2 separate regions of the Homo sapiens genome follow, and region 1 is linked to region 2. The links are chromatin contacts, found by Hi-C or POLR2A ChIA-PET in ENCODE. All regions are on one chromosome and are shown on one strand. Each heading gives the region's core, a stretch centred on a gene start or an enhancer-like site at or near the end of the contact. The rest is flanking DNA. Distances are from core to core; before and after follow the strand shown.

The links. Hi-C counts contacts between places; a loop is a spot of excess contacts on that map. ChIA-PET counts read pairs that join two places held with the same protein, here RNA polymerase II (POLR2A).
Region 1: a map of PC-9 shows a loop between it and region 2 (2.2-fold over the local background). The contact joins two enhancer-like sites. A Hi-C loop is called at or near these places in 1 of 168 maps with a recorded cell type or tissue (PC-9). POLR2A ChIA-PET finds 5 or more read pairs at or near these places in 3 of 52 experiments (AG04450, BJ and Panc1).

Annotation. Positions count from the first base shown.
Region 1 is chr2:40,400,732-40,403,699 of GRCh38, forward strand. The region is part of intron 2 of SLC8A1 (solute carrier family 8 member A1); the gene reads right to left. It also overlaps the pseudogene LOC124905995. Among named protein-coding and RNA genes, the nearest start is that of SLC8A1, 50 kb to the right of the region's middle. RefSeq lists an enhancer at 1,198-1,492. Within about 2 kb of position 1,345, at least 4 of the 41 ENCODE cell types and tissues checked have a DNase peak (open chromatin) inside an H3K27ac peak, as active enhancers do.
Region 2 is chr2:40,279,978-40,282,859 of GRCh38, forward strand. All of the region lies in intron 2 of SLC8A1 (solute carrier family 8 member A1), which reads right to left. Among named protein-coding and RNA genes, the nearest start is that of SLC8A1, 170 kb to the right of the region's middle. Within about 2 kb of position 1,419, at least 11 of the 41 ENCODE cell types and tissues checked have a DNase peak (open chromatin) inside an H3K27ac peak, as active enhancers do.

The sequences.
Region 1 (2,968 bases), core at 95-2,594, 120 kb after region 2:
GATGGGGGTAGGAGAGGGCTCTTCTCAGAAAACTAGAAGAGATTTTGGTGATGATGTCAGAATTGGAGCATCTGCCTTCTAAGGACTTTGTCTGCCAACTGGCATAGGGAGCACTGCCCAGAGAGCCAGTTCTCCGTGTAATAAGCAAAGGCAGGAAATGGGCAGGGAGCAGTAAACTCAGTGGGAAAAGCCACATTTGAAAAACTTGGGAGAGAGGAGGAGAAAAAGGAAGCCACACAGAATTTTGGTGCCACGAGGAGGAGGACATCTGTATCTTGTATTTGCATGGTGTTTTACAGTTTAGAAAACACAGACACCATCATAGGTCACTGTGAGGTGGGCACATTTATTACTATTTTCCAGTTGCAGAAATCATCACCCAGAAATAAGGGAAAAACCTGATTGCAAGTCTTCTTATATGGGTCTGTTCTTTCTACTACATCTAAGACATTTCTCTGTGGCATGCCTGCACTTTGCAGTGTTATCTTCCAAACACCATCTACTTTCAGAACCCTACACTTCGGAGAAACTGTACTTGTACCATTCTTCAAACACGCTACAAGTTTTCCTGCCTCTATGTATTTGTTCATACTATTTCTTCCCCTTAAACTTCTTTACCCAACTTGGACTGTTAGAATGTTGCCCAAACCTTTCAAGGTCTAAATCTCCATGTTACCTGTTTTTCTTCTATGCTATTTTTTTTAACATGATTCTTTGTATTACAGATATTTACAAACATTTCTTCTCCCATACTAAATTTAACTTTGTATTCATTTTACTGCCTAGTAAAGCTCCTTGCATAGTAAGGAAACTAGTTTTGAATTAATAGGCCAGTCAAAAAAAAAAAAAAAAAAAAAAAGAAAGAAAAGAAAGCTTTGTGAGTTCTTAATATGTATTTTTTGTCACATTAAGTGAAAAAAAAAAAAAAGTTCCCCAAAGTCATGAAACCAAAGCAGATTCTATTTACATTTAGTGTAAGATTTTGCTAACTGAATACTATATCCCAAGTTTATGGGGAACTATCTATACTTACTTTTATATATTGATCTTACATTTTGGGTGTGTGGTTATGAGGTTAATTCATTAAAATGAGTAAAGGCTCTTAATGATTCTTTCTTGACTTTATGGGTCATGTGTCTAAGTACAGAAGTTAGTACACATAAAAAACTGTAATTGGGTACTAAAAAATACATATACAGATTGCCCCATATCTAATTTTCTAACTTTAAGTGTATAATTGTCAGAGGCATTTGAAGCAGAGCAACTCCATCCATGAATAAGGGCTGGGTAAAGTAAGGCTGAGACCTACAGAGCTGCATTCTCAAGTGGTGAGGCATTCTTAGTCACAGGACGCGATACAGGTCAAAGGCCTTGCTGGTGAAAGGATGTGGTAAAGAAGCTGGTCAAAACCCACCAAAACCAAGATGGTGGCGAAAGTGACTTCTGGTCTTCCTCACTGCTGATTATATGCTAATTATAATGTATTGGCATGCTAAAAGACACTCCCACCAGCACCATGACAGTTTACAAATGCCATGGCAACATCAGGAAGTTAACATGTATGGTCTAAACAGGGAGAACCCTCAGTTCCAAGAATTGCCCACCCCTTTGCCAAAAACTCAGGAATAATTCACCCCTTGGCATATGATTAAGAAGTAACTGTAAGTATAATCAGTTGAGCAGCCCATGCTGCTGCTCTGAGTAGAGAGTAGCCATTCTTTTATTCCTTTACTTTCTTAATAAACTTGCTTTCACTTTATGTATTTGCCCCGAATTCTTTCTTGCACAAGGTCCAAGAACCCTCTCTTGGGGTCTGGATTAGGACCCCTTTCCAGTAACACAACTGTAGGCTTTTATTGATTGAAACATAGGTGATAAACAGAACTTCAAATTTCCTTTGATTTTCTGTCATGGCCTGGATTAATCGCCACATTTTCCCTAATTATGGCCATCATCTTTTCCAGTGCAAAAGAAAAACTCTTCACCACGTCTTTCTGCAGAGTTTCCACCCAATCTTGTTTTCCATCACAGGAAAGTAAAAGGAAAGCTTGCAAGTGTCTGTAGTCATCATTCAACTACTCAACTTGACTAGACCATCATCACCTACTCCTTTAACTTTGTGCTCAGTAAACTGTCTCTCTCAGATGAAAGTCATTGCTATTAGCTACCAACACAATTGTGCCATTTGATTTTTTATTTGTGACTTACTGTTCCAGAGCTGATCCACAGTTAACGAAAATTAAAGCCACAAATTTTTCCCCTAATTAGACATTTGTGCCTTCCATAATGACACTTACATACAAATGACACTCAAATGTATAAGATGTAGGCTATATGCACAATACACATAACGAACACCACATGAAACAATTTTGGAATTTAAATTTAGATTAAATTGGTATTTAAAGTTAATCCTCATTGAATATGAAACATTAAAAAGGCAAGCTTAAAAATACCAAGCAATTTGGCATTATTCAGTACAGCATGTCAATTCACCTTATTCAAAAGCAAACCTTTTGCAAAGCAAAAATTCTCCCATTAAACCCAGGCATTAAGAAGAAATAAACTCTTAATTACTTAAGGAGGAAATGCTCTCGTTTCATGGTTAGCAGGTTATCAATGTAAACAATCCAGGGAGCTTTCTCAATGGCTCCTGTTTCAAGAGTCCCAGCCTCTATTCCCCATTCCCCATCCGCCACCCTCTTTCTACACAACAGGAGCTAATGTCTTTATGCGTACCAAAAAAGACACTACTGACCACAATGGGAGAGCTTAGGTATTTGCCCACACTTTCCCTGCAGGAGTAAATTCAGTAGAACCCTATAATTCTGAAACAGTCAAGTCATGGACCATCTGACTCATTAAATATTCCAGGCAGCCTTGTCAGTAGTCTGGAAGACCTTGCAGTTATAATTTCTTCCCTCTGTCATTCCTCTATTAATACTCAGCTAACTTGAATTTCAACATG
Region 2 (2,882 bases), core at 169-2,668:
TACAATTGCATCTGTATTGGCAGACCATGTAGATACAGCATTTGTAAATTGCAAGCTATGGAGTACACTGAATACCATATTAAGGAGTTAGTGAAAATGAAAAGAACTTTAAACCCTAGCCTTTTAGATAGATTTCTGCTTTTAAAGATTATCTCTGGATTGCAAAAACAGACATGAATATTGATAGTGTAAACCTGACTAAAATATGACTCTAAAATATGAATGTCTGCCATTATAAAAGAATCTAATGATAAAACCTGAGGAAATAAACACTAAAAAAAAAAAAAAAAAAAAAAGGTTGTTTTCTCTTCCTTAAAAGTCCTGAAATTTAATTTTACCATTCTGTCACAGGATAAAACATCTGTCCTAATGGAAAAGTAACAAAAACCCATTTTCTGAAAAGCCCCACAGATAATTTTTCACATGAGTACATGGAAATATCTATTCCATTTTTGGATAACTATTCTTTCTTGATGTAAAACACTGGTGGTCAAAATATACAAATATCACATTTGCCTTCAATCATAAAACTCTGATAAGCACACAAATTGCAATACCATCATGCTAAATTAACTAATTCATTTATTAATCATTTTCTTTGAAAGCAGAGTGACATTCAGGCACTGGGAATGCTGAAATAAAAGATTGAATCCCTGCCTTCTGGGGTCTTACACTTCAGCAAAGAGGTCACACATCAATAATTAATATATGATGTCACAGATATAAATACAGAAATGAAGTAAAAAGAGACAATGAATCCAGACCAAAAGTTTCAAGAAAGGCTCCTAAGAAGAGGTGACATCTGAATGGAGTCTTTGAAGACCCTGTAACAATAGCCAGGCAAAGGTGCTCTAGGCAGGAAGAATGTTTTGTGCAAAAGCAGAGGTGGGTAAAACATGACTTCAGTTCTCTCAAATAGAATTAATCAATCTCTTTATACAGTAACTCAGCACGTTGTCTGTACTTCTGTTAGCATGAATAGAATGAATTTTTATTGCTTATCTTTCCTGGTGGACTGTAGCCTACTAGAAGCAGGCTGATACATCTTTGTACCTCCCATTTGTCTTGCACTTATAACTTGCCTGCTTAGTTTTGATGGAATGAGCCAATGAATGACAGTAAGATTTCACAAGAGTCACCTGTGAAACATACTTCACCAAAGCACCCATGGTAGCACTTATTAACAAACGGAGTTTACCAGGGATGGGGCAGAAGAAAGTCTTAGCTTTTCAAAGAATTTCATTCCTGAGACATTTTTGTGGTCATGTATTTAAAAAAAAAGGGTTGGGGGGGTGCTCTGAGAAATGTGCTCTCAGATGGCACAGCTGGAATGAGAGAAATGGGAACTGTTTTCCATTTTACATAGTTTCTGGAAAGGGCAATAAGAACAAAAAAAGCAACACTGTTGGTCAGCATTCTCAGTGCCTGAGTTGAAAGGTGCTATAAACAGAGAAAAGTCTCATAGGCCAACTCTATGCAGGCTATGTGCCAAGAATAGCTACAAAGTGGCAAGTTAAATCAGCCAGGGCTTGTGAGCTGTCTCAGGACTTGAGTCCCAACTTGCACTCGTGAAAGTTATGCTGCAAAGGGAGCTACCTTTCCCCAGCACTGCCTGGGGCCTTGGCAAGTCTAATGGAGAATGAGTTTGATTTCAAGCCCTGCTCCCTTCAGGCAACTTACAAAGAAAAGCTGTTAAGTCTGTGGAGCTGGGAATGTCTGGAAAGAGTGAAGACCCATCATTTAAAACTGATTTCTTTTTAAGGAAGTAGAGCAGAGAGCAGTGATTACTTCAACACCCATTCTCAGGGGAATTTCTGTAAGCCGGAATCAGCTAATGATGGTTAATAAAGGTAAATGTTCCCTGATTCTCAGGAAGTGATTCTTCATCCTGGGGCTTTTTGAAGACTCTGTCTTCACTTGAATTTTGGGTGGAATAAAGCCCTCCTGGATTTATCCTAATCTAATACTCAAAGTTGGTAGTTCACAGGAGTCTGTTTATTCTTCTAGAAAAGTATAACAGTGGATTAGCTACTGGCTTCTATCCCTTCAGCACAGCTCCCCCACACAAGAGCGTACCTTTAATGACTGATGCTGGTGTATCAAATTGTGTCCTCTCCTTCTAATAACAAAATAATGAAATACAGTAAAATGCCACTTTTTCTGACTTTTTTTTTCTTCTAGGACATGTATGTTTCTTACCTCATTCAGAGGCATGCTGGGAAATTTAACTAAATCTGAAAGAAAAACATTCTGTAAATCCTTAAGACTGGATTAGTAATAAGGAGTAATTTCTGATCTGGAATAAAATCCAGAATTCAGCTTGCTCACCCCAGACACAAAACACAATAAAAAGAATGGTTGTTACAGTTACTAAACGAAGGATCTTTTCACACTCAGCAAGGGTAAAGACTGTCTCTTCTGTATCTCTGTATTACCCAAGACATTGAGCATCCATCTTACTGATACAAAGGATGTCTAGTTTGAAAGTTTGCCTATGTACATTTGTTTACGCACTCAGGCATATACAGACTGCCAACTTTATTATTACCCAAGATTAAAAATAAAAAATAGACCTTGCTCTCAAGAGATTTCCTTTCCGTTAACTGCAATGCTAAGTGAGATGCATCAGTTTCATTTTTGCACGCTCCTTTGCTCCGTTTAGTACCGAAATAAAAACATGACGTAGCTTTTGGGGCCGGGGAGGAATCTCATTCTTGCAGGAAATAATTGCCAGGAATTTTAAAGAGTGTCATCATTTTCTCTGTGTCCAGTCCTGCCCAGTAACAGAGAACAGCTATTAAAAGTATCCAAATGCTGGCTGCAAGGAGAAGTTGAACTCTGAACCACTATAAACCCAATCAGATGCAGACATTCTTCCCATC